2 separate regions of the Homo sapiens genome follow, and region 1 is linked to region 2. A link is an interaction called in ENCODE POLR2A ChIA-PET data of the cell type or tissue named here. Cell type or tissue: MCF 10A. All regions are shown on one strand.

Evidence for each region. ChIA-PET counts read pairs that join two places held together with the same protein. Peaks named below come from ENCODE experiments on the same cell type or tissue, not always from the same donor. Only the 100,000 strongest peaks of a DNase experiment are listed, where the experiment ranks them.
Region 1: POLR2A ChIA-PET joins it to region 2 with 5 read pairs; 7 of 35 experiments call an interaction of 5 or more read pairs at or near these places.

The regions. Positions count from the first base shown.
Region 1 is chr2:202,748,842-202,753,841 of GRCh38, forward strand. The region is part of intron 4 of FAM117B (family with sequence similarity 117 member B); the gene reads left to right. Among named protein-coding and RNA genes, the nearest start is that of FAM117B, 120 kb to the left of the region's middle. In MCF 10A, no CTCF peak of the experiment used is centred here; no DNase peak of the experiment used is centred here.
Region 2 is chr2:202,805,077-202,810,076 of GRCh38, forward strand. All of the region lies in intron 9 of ICA1L (islet cell autoantigen 1 like), which reads right to left. Among named protein-coding and RNA genes, the nearest start is that of ICA1L, 64 kb to the right of the region's middle. In MCF 10A, no CTCF peak of the experiment used is centred here; DNase peaks (open chromatin) are centred at 2,525 and 2,885.

The DNA.
Region 1 (5,000 bases), 56 kb before region 2:
CTCACATGTTTATCGTAGCCACTCTCGGTAGCCATTGTATGGAATCAACCTAAGTGCCCATCAACAGTTGAATGAATAAAGAAAAATGTGGTTGTGTGTGTGCGTGTACATGTGTATACATAACTGATGAGTATTTCATTGTGTATTCTACAATATAAAAACTGAAGGAATGAGAGCACTGGTAGTTTATGAAACTTAGCAAAGGTTTAGAAAAAATAAATCCAATTTAGAGAGTTTCATGAAACATATATATTCATAGAGTGCAGATAAAAATGTGAGGAGTAAAAATATTTTACTATTTGGTTTGGCATTATGAATCAAAGTCCTGAAAAATCTTTACTATCCTTTATGTCCCCCCAGGAAAATAGCTCCTCACCCCAGGAATTTATTCTAAGGAAGTATTTACATATGTGTGCAAATAATTGTCTAGGAGGATGTGCATGACAGTATGGTTCTGTAATAGTGAAAAATTGAAAACTATTTGTTTAATAGAGCATTGATTTCTTAAGTAATGCCCTCATAAAAAAATTATGCAACTATAAAAATGATTTGGTTAAACGTTTTAAAGCATAGAGATAGGTTACAGGTCTGGTATAATGTTAAAAAAAAAAAACCACTGGGTTCAGAACACTAGGTACGATCTGTTTCTGGTTAAAAGTGTATATGTATATAGAAGAAAAAGGACTAGATAGAAGAGTTTTTATAAAATTATTAATAGTTGTTATCTCTGGTGATTGACATGTATTTAATTTTCTTTCTTCACTGAATATTTTTTTTACTTTTGCAATAAAGAAAACAATGGCAGTCCAGGCACAGTGACTCATGCTTGTAATCCCTGTACTTTGGGAGGTCAAGGCTGGGAGGATCACTTGAGGCCAGGAGTTTGAGACCAGCCCGGGCAACATAGTGAGACCCTATCTCTAATTATATTTTTAAAATTATTTAAATAAAAAAAGAGTAAACAATGAAGTTAAAAATAGTTTCTCAGGGCAGACTTTTTATGGACATATTCAAGTTCTCTGGATCACTATATCTCTGGCTTATGTTTAAGTATGTTCTTAAGTCTATTGAAAACTGTAGAAATAAAAAAAATTAAAGGTGAGTGTATTAGTCTCTTCAGGCAGCCATAACAAAATATTATGCATAGACTACGTGACTTTACACAACAGAAATTTATCTTCCAGTTCTGGAGACTCTTAAGTGCAAGATCAAGGTGCCAGCAGGGTTGGTATTTGGTTGAGGGTTCTCCCCTTGGGTTGCAGACAGCTCCCTTCTTGCTGTGTGCTTATATGAGCTCTTCGTGTGCATGGGAATGGGAGGTGACTCTCTGGTGTCCTCTTGGACCGGGGCTGCCTCCCCCATATGACCTAATTTAAACTTTACTGCTGAGTGGGCACAGTGGCTCATGTTTGTAATGTCAGCACTTTGAGAGGCTGAGGCTGTCTGATTGCTTGAGCCCAGGAGTTTGAGGCCAGCCTGGGCAACATGGTAAAACCCTGTCTCTACCAAAAAAGTACAAAAATTAGCCAGGCATGGTGGCATGTGCCTGTAATCCCAGCTACTCGGGAGGCTGAGGTGGGAGGATCGCCTGAGGCCAGGAGGCAGAGGTTGTAGTGAGCCAAGATCATGCCACTGCACTCCAGCCTGGGCAACAAGGTGAGACCCTGTCTCAAACAACAACAACAAAACAAAACTCAACTACTGCCTTAGATGCCCCATGTCCAAATACAGCCACATTGGCAGTTAGGGCTTCAACATATGATTTTGGGGGGACACACACATCCATATACCAGCCTTGTTGAACAAGCATCTTATATGTTCTAGGCTCTGTGCTTGGCAGTGGCACTAAAGAGATTAATAAGACATAGTTTCTCTCCTCAGGTTAATTGTAGAAAAATAATCCAAAAGAAAAAAATACCACCTCTGTTCCCAGGTGTAGCTTGCTTCTGATATTTTGGGGAAATAGTCTTTTTTTCTGGGTGAAATATAAATCTGTGTGTGTGTCTGTTTTATACGCATGCATTGGCTTTTGGTTGAATAAACATGAAGGGGCAAAGGAAGAATGTTCTTTTCACTTCCTGCTTTTGTGAAATATCTGGCGTATATGAAACTTTTGTTCCAGTAGGTAGAACAGAAAATGTTGAGAAATTAGGTGTGTAGGTTTCTAGAGAGAAATTATAGAATTTATTCTATAAACATAGAATTTATGTTTATATTTGAGGAAAGGGAAAATCAAAAAATATAAGGGCTAAACCCTTGAAGACATATAGATAAGCTTTAGTCCCATAATTTTCTGTTTGCAAATTTGCAAAATTATTTTACAATTCACCTAAAAATTGCATCATTCTTTACAGATCACTCTGTGTTACTTGAAGTTTATAGCTCAGCTGACTACTGCAGGTTACATCAGAAATTTGAGTTTTTATACCTATGGAGTGTTAGTGACTTAAAGTTTTATTGTCTGACCAGTACTTGATTTATGACATTGATTGTGCTTTAGCCACCCACTAAACTGTATATAGAGTTGTCACCGCTTATGAAAGCTGAAAGGGTCTAACCAGGACAAGTGTTCACATCAAATGAACTAGACTAAGAGAATAGATCTATGGATATGGCTAAGATCTTCCTCAAAAAAATAGTTTTGAGGCTGGACACAGTGGCTCACGCCTGTAATCCCAGCACTTTGGGAGGTCCAGGTGGTGGATCACCTGAGGTCAGGAATTTGAGACCAGCCAGGCCAACGTTGCGAAACCTCATCATCTCTACTAAATATACAAAAATTTAGCTGGGCGTTGTCGCGGGTGCCTGTAATCCCAGCTACTCGGGAGGCTGAGGCACAAGAATCACTTGAACCCGGGAGGCTGTGGTTGCAGTGAGCTGAGATTGCACCACTGCACTCCAGCCTAGGAGACAGACCGAGACTCCATCTCAAAAAAAAAAAAAAAAAAAAAAATAGGTTTTGACAATTGTATATCTGTGCACCAAAGATCTGAGCTATGGAGAGTGGCTCAAAAATATAAGTTGAATTTTTAAAAATTATATAAATTTTCTCTATAAAACACTTATAGAACACCCAAACTTAAAATTTTCTTTCCTTTGGTAGTGGATGCTGAGAATGGAAAAGGGATCAGAAAGAAGAGATGGAAGTAAAGGGAATAAGTAATACAGAAGCTTGAGGCTGTGGGGAATGTGGGAACAGAGGGACTTATAAAAAGGGAAAAATTAGGAGACACTATATGTGAAAGAAAATAAGTGACACTTGAAAAAAATGTGAAAAGATAATTATTTTAAGAATAAAATACATAATAGGGAAAATACAAAATAAAAATTGCAGCTACTGTTTTCTGAGCATTCATGCTTTAGACGCCAGGCACCATACCAGGTTTCCTGTCATTTCATCTTTAAAGCCATGAGGTAGGTTTCTGTGTCCTGTGTTACATATGAGGACCCAACACTAACTGAGCAGTGGAGACATCCTCTCTCAGCACTTCTGCGTGGAGCTTCCCCTTGGCCTTTTTTAATCACAGATTTCTTGTGTTTGCCAAGGATTCTTGTTGTATTTATTATGCTTTTTCTTTTTTTTTTTTTTTTCCAGTTCTGAAGGGGAGCAGGAATAAAAGGAGAAATAGAGATTTAACACTAAGTTCTGTATCAGACAGCAAGATTATCAGGGAATAAAACTGATGGTCATTGATTAGAATCATTTCTAATCAGTGTTACCTTTGTCTTCCTTTGTCTTTGTCTGTTACCTTTGTCTTCTTGCCCACCTCTTCCTGAAAGAGGTTTTCCAAAGAAACTTTCCTAAATGAAGGATAGGTTAATCACATTTCTTTGCTAGACAGCAGAAGAATCTGCAAGATGTTTATCTGGCACACTGATGTTACTAGCTTTGGCGGATACCTCTGTTAATGCTTGTTTCATATTTTATTTTGAATATCTTGTCAGGAAACAAGTAATATCCTGTAATTATGTAACCAGATAGTTCTTTCCAAAAGTAATACTGTGACAATAAAAACATTTTTAATTTAAAAATCTCTACATAGATTTTGGAAGTGGTTCTGTTAAATAAATAAGTCATATTGTGAAAATGGCCATACTGCCCAAAGTAATTTATAGATTCAATGCTATTCCCATCAAACTACCATTGACATTCTTTACAGAATTAGAAAAACTATTTTAAATTTCATATGGAATCAAAGAAGACCCTGTATATAGCCAAGACAATCCTAAGCAAAAAGTACAAAGCTGGAGGCATCATGCTACCTGACTTCAAACTATACTATAAGGCTACAGTAACCAAAACAGCATGGTACTGGTACCAAAGCAGACATATAGACCAACGGAGCAGGACAGAGACCTTAGAAATAACACCACACATCTACAACCATCTGATCCTTGACAAACCTGACAAAAACAAGCAATGAGGAAAGGATCTCCTATTCAGTAAATGGTGCTAGGAAAACTGGCTAGCCATATGCAGAAAACTGAAACTGGACCTCTTCCTTATACCTTATACAAAAATTAAGATGGATTAAAGACTTAAATGTAAAACCCAAAAGCATAAAAACCCTAGAAGAAAACCTAGGCAATACCATTCAGGACACAGGCATGGGCAAAGACTTCATGACAAAAACACCAAAAGCAATTGCAACAAAAGCCAAAATTGACAAATGGGATCTAATTAAGCTAAAGAGCTTCTGCTCAGCAAAAGAAACTATCATCAGAGTGAACAGGCAACCTACAGAATGGGAGAAAACTTTTGCAATCTACCCATCTGACAGAGGTTTAATATCCAGAATTTACAAGGAACTTAAACAAATTTACAAGAAAAAAGCAACCCCATCAAAAAATGGACAAAGGATATGAACAGACTCTTCTTAAAAGAAGACATTTACACGGCCAACAAACATGTAAAAAAAAAAAAACATGAAAAACTCAACATCACTGATCATCAGAGAAATGCAAATGAAAACCACAATGTGATACCATCTCACGCCAGT
Region 2 (5,000 bases):
AAAGCATTAAATGAAGTGAAAGAAGCTAGACATGACAAGACCACATATTAGATGATTCTACTTACAAATGTCCAGAAAATACAAATTCATACAGACAAAAAGTACAGTAGTGGTTAGCTAGGGGTGGGAACAGGGATTATTGCAAATGGGCATAAGAGAGCTTACTGAGGGGATGAAAATGTTCTAAAATTGATTAATGGAAATGGTAGTGCCACTCAGTAATAAATTAAAAATCACTGACTTATACACTTGAAATGAGTGAGTTTCATAATACATAAAGTATATCTTGATAAAGCTGTTTTAAAAGAAAACTTGTAAGATATAGGAAAATTAAAATTTTGAGGGAATATAGCCTTAAAGAAAGAAAGAAAGAAAGATGGCTGGGCATGGTGGCTCACATCTGTAATCCCAGCACTTGAGCAGGCTGAGGCAGGAGATCACTTGAGGCCAGGAGTTCAAGACCAACCTTGGCAACAAAGCAAGACAACAACAACAACAACAAACCAGAAAGAAAAACATCAAAGTAAAGAGAAGAAAATAATAAATATAGGAACTAAAATTTATAAAACCAAAAATATTCAATAGAGAGGATTAACAAAGCCAAAAGTTGGTTTGCTAAAAGAATAATAATAATAAACCATTGGCAAGATTAATCAAGAAAAAAGGGAGAAGGAACAAATGAATATCTGAAATTTAAAAGGGGAGATAACTACTGACATGGCAAAATTTAAAAGATAAAATAATAGCATGAATAGATGTTGAGACTACGGCAATGTTCGTTATATTTCCTTTGTGACTTAAAAAAAAGTTCTGTATTTGTGGGGTATAGGATCATACGCAAATGTAATTAGTTAACCTTTTGAACACATTTTGAAGCTAGGTTAGGTATACGAGTTCATGATTACAACGGTCTCTTACATTGTTTCTTTTATCCGTATGATCTATTTATGTGTGTACTTGAAAATACCTCGGCCAGGCACTGTGGCTCACGCCTGTAATCCCAGCACTTCGGGAGGCTGAGCCGAAAGCTCCAGCCAGCCAGCCAGCCAAGGAAGTGCTTACATCACCCCTCCTCCAATCCCAGGCAGTGCAGCTTACAGCTCCAGGGGAAACTCCTTTCCGCTTGAGGAGGGGAGAAAGGAGAGTAAAGGGGACTTTGTCTTGCAACTTGGATACCAGCTCAGCCACAGTAGGATAGGGGACAAGGTAGAGTCCCAAGGCCCTCATTCCAAGCCCTAGCTCCCAGATCACATTTTTAGACATACCCAGGGCCAGAAGGGAATGCGCTGCCCTTAAAGGGAAGGACCCAGTCCTGGAAGAATTTATCAAATCCTTCCGAAGGCGGATTGCTTTGAGCCCAGGAGTTTGAGATCAGCCTGGGCAATATGGCGAAACCCAGTCTCCAAAAAAAATACAAAAAATAGCTGGGTGAGGTAGCACACACCTATAGTCCCAGCTACTCGGGAGGCTGAGGTGGGAGGATCACCTGAACCTGGGAAGTCAAGGCTGCAGTGAGCCATGATTGCACCACTGCACTCCGACGTGGCTGACAGGAGTGAGACTCTGTCTCAAAAAAAAAAAAAGAAGAAAAGGTAAAAAAAAGAAAATATTTTTTCTTTTATTTATTGGTCACCTACTATGTGCTATGGAGTTTCTCAATATTACCTCTATCCCTAATGTCCCTGGTAAGATAGGCATAAATAACTCCTATTTCAGATGAGACAACTGAGAGAGCCATAAATGATGTTTTAAAAAGCCAGGATCCAAACTCAGATTTTTCTGTTTTCAAAGCCTGTACTCTTCCTTACCACAGTGGTTCAAATATATGTCGACTGTATATATAACATGTATTTATTTTTTAAAGATAACACAAATTTCAGTATGAGGGAAAACTCAAAACTTAATCATGCAACCCTATAAACTGGACTTTTGCGTTTAAAAGCACCTATCTTTGGGGAGAGGAGGCAGGGCAAGCTGGCTTAATAGAACTCTCCAGCCATCATTTCCCCCCTGTACCCCACAGGAACAACAAATTGAACAATTATCCATACAAGAAAGAACCTTCATAACAACCAAACATCGGGTGAGAGATCACAGTACCTGGTTTTAACTACGTATCACTGAAAGAGGCACTGAAGAAGATAGGAAAGACAGTCTTGAATTGCCAACACCACCATTCCACCATCTCTTGGCAGTGGCCACATGGTGTGGAGAGAGAATCTGTACTTGTGGGAGGGAGAGTGCAGTGATTGTGGGACTTTGCATTAGAACTCAGTGCTGCCTGCCACAGCTGAAAGCAACATGGGGCAGAATTCAGCCAGTACTCACAGAGGGGGCAGTTAGACCAGCCCCAGCCAGAGGGGAACCACCCATCCCACTGGTCAGAATCTGAGTTCCAGCAAGCCCCACCATGGCAAGCTAAAGCACTCTGGGGTTCCAAATAAACTTGAAAGGCAGTCTAGGCCACAAGTACTGCAATTCCTGGGCAAGCCCTGGTGTTGTGCTGGGCTTGGAGCCAGTGGAGTTAGGGTACATGTGACCTAGTGAGATACCAGCCAGCCAGCCAGCCAAGGAAGTGCTTACATCACCCCTCCTCCAATCCCAGGCAGTGCAGCTTACAGCTCCAGGAGAAACTCCTTTCTGCTTGAGGAGAGGAGAAAGGAGAGTAAAGGGGACTTTGTCTTGCAACTTGGATACCAGCTCAGCCACAGTAGGATAGGGGACAAGGTAGAGTCCCAAGGCCCTCATTCCAAGCCCTAGCTCCCAGATCACATTTTTAGACATACCCAGGGCCAGAAGGGAATGCACTGCCCTAAAGGGAAGGACCCAGTCCTGGAAGGATTTATCATCTGATGACTAAGAGACCCTGGGCCCTGAATAAACATCAGCAGCACCCAGGCAGTACTCACCATGGGACTTGGGTAAGACCCAGGGCTGTGCCGGCTTCAGGTGTGACCCAGTGCATTCTAAGCTATGGTGCCCACAGGGAGAGACTTCCTCTGCCTGAGGTAAGGAGAGGAAAGAGTAAAGGAACTTTTTATTGCAGCTTGGGCACCAGCTTGGCCACAGTGGGGTAGAGAACCAAGAAGTCACCTGGGGTAGTCAGTTCTAGCCCTTGGCTTCTGGATGGCATTTCTGGACCTGCCCTGGGCTAAAGGGGAGCCCACTACCTTGAAGGGAGAGTCCTAAAAATGGCAGCATTCACCACAAGCTGACTGAAGAGCCTTTGGGCCTTGGGTGAGTATCAGCGATAGCCAGGCAGTACCTGCTGCAGGGAGAGACTCCTTCCGCATGAGGAAAAAAGAGGGAAGAGTGGGAAGGATTTTGTCTTACAGCTTGGGTGCCAGCTCAGCTGGTGTAGAATCGAGAACCAAGTAGATTCCTAAGGTTCCTGACTCTAGGCCCTGGCTCCCAGATGGCATTCTGGGATCTGCTCTAGGCTGGGGAGTAGCTTGCCACCCTGAAGAGAACGACACAAGCCAGGCTGGATTTGTTTCCTGCTGATGGTAGAGCCCTTGGGCCTTGAGTGAATATTGGCAGTAGCCAGGCAGTGGTAACAGGAGGCCCAGGCTGAGACCCAGTATTTTGCTGGCTTTGGAGAAACTCCATGTGTTTGGGGGGAAGTAAGGGAAAAGAACAAGAGTCTCTGCCTGGGTAATACAGGGAATTCTCCCAGATCTTACCCAAGACCACCACGGCAGTATCTCTACAATTGTGCAAGAGCCACAGCATTACTGGGCTTGGGGTGCCCCTGCCAATGCAGATACAGCTACAATGACCAAAGATTTAGATGACAACAACTCAATGTTCTTTGAATACTTGGAAAACTTTCCCAAGAAGGACAGGTACAAACAAGCCCAGACTACAAAGACTATAATAAATACGTAACTCTTCAATGCCCAGACATTAACAAACATCCACAAGCATCAAGACCATACAGGAAAGCATGACCTCACCAAACAAACTAAATAGTGTACTAGTGACCAATCCTGAAGTGACAGAGATATGTGACCTTTCAGAGAGAGAATTCAAAATAGCTGTTTTGAGGAAGCTCAGCGAAATTCAAGATAACACAGAGAAGGAATTCAGAATCCTATCAGGTAAACTTAACAAAGAGGTTAAAATAACTTTTAAAAATCAAGCAGAAATTCCAGAGTTGAAAAATTCAATTGATATAGTGAAGAACGCATCAGAGTCAACAGGAGTATTGATCAAGCAGAAGAAAGAATCAGTGAGTTTGAAGACCGGTTATCTGAAAATGCAGTCAGAGGAGACAAAAGAAAAGAGAATAGGCCAGGTGCAGTACCCCACGCCTGTAATCCCAGTACTTCGAGAGGCCAAGCGGGTGGATCACCTGAGGTCAGGAGTTCAAGACTAGCCTGGGCAGCATGGAGAAACCCTGTCTCTACTAAAAATACAAAATTAACCTGGCATGGTAGTGCATGCCTGTAATTCCAGTTATTCGGGAGGCTGAGGCAGGGGAGAATCGTTTGAACCTGGGAGGCGGAGGTTGCCATGAGCCGAGATGGTGCCACTGCACTCCAGCCTGGGCAACAAGAGTGAAACTCCATCTCAAAAAAAAAAAAATTAGCTGGGCGTGGTGGCAGACGCCTGAGGCAGGAGAATCATTTGAACCCAGGAGGCAGAGGTTGCAGTGTGCCAAGATTGTGCCATTGCACTCGAGTCTGGGTGACAGATTGAAATTCTGTCTCAAAAAACAAAAACGAAAAAAGAATAAAAAACAATGAAGCATGCCTACAGGATCTAGAAGATAGCCTCAGAAGGGCAAATATAAGAGTTATTGGCTTTAAAGAGGAGGTAGAGAAAGAGATGGGGTAGAAAGTTTATTCAAAGGGGGTAATAACAGAGAATTTCCCAAACCTAGAGAAAGATACCACTATCCAAGTACAGGAAGGTTATAGAATACCAAGCAGATTTAACCCAAAGAAGACTACCTCAAGGCATTTAGTAATCAAACTCCCAAAGGTCAACGATAAAGA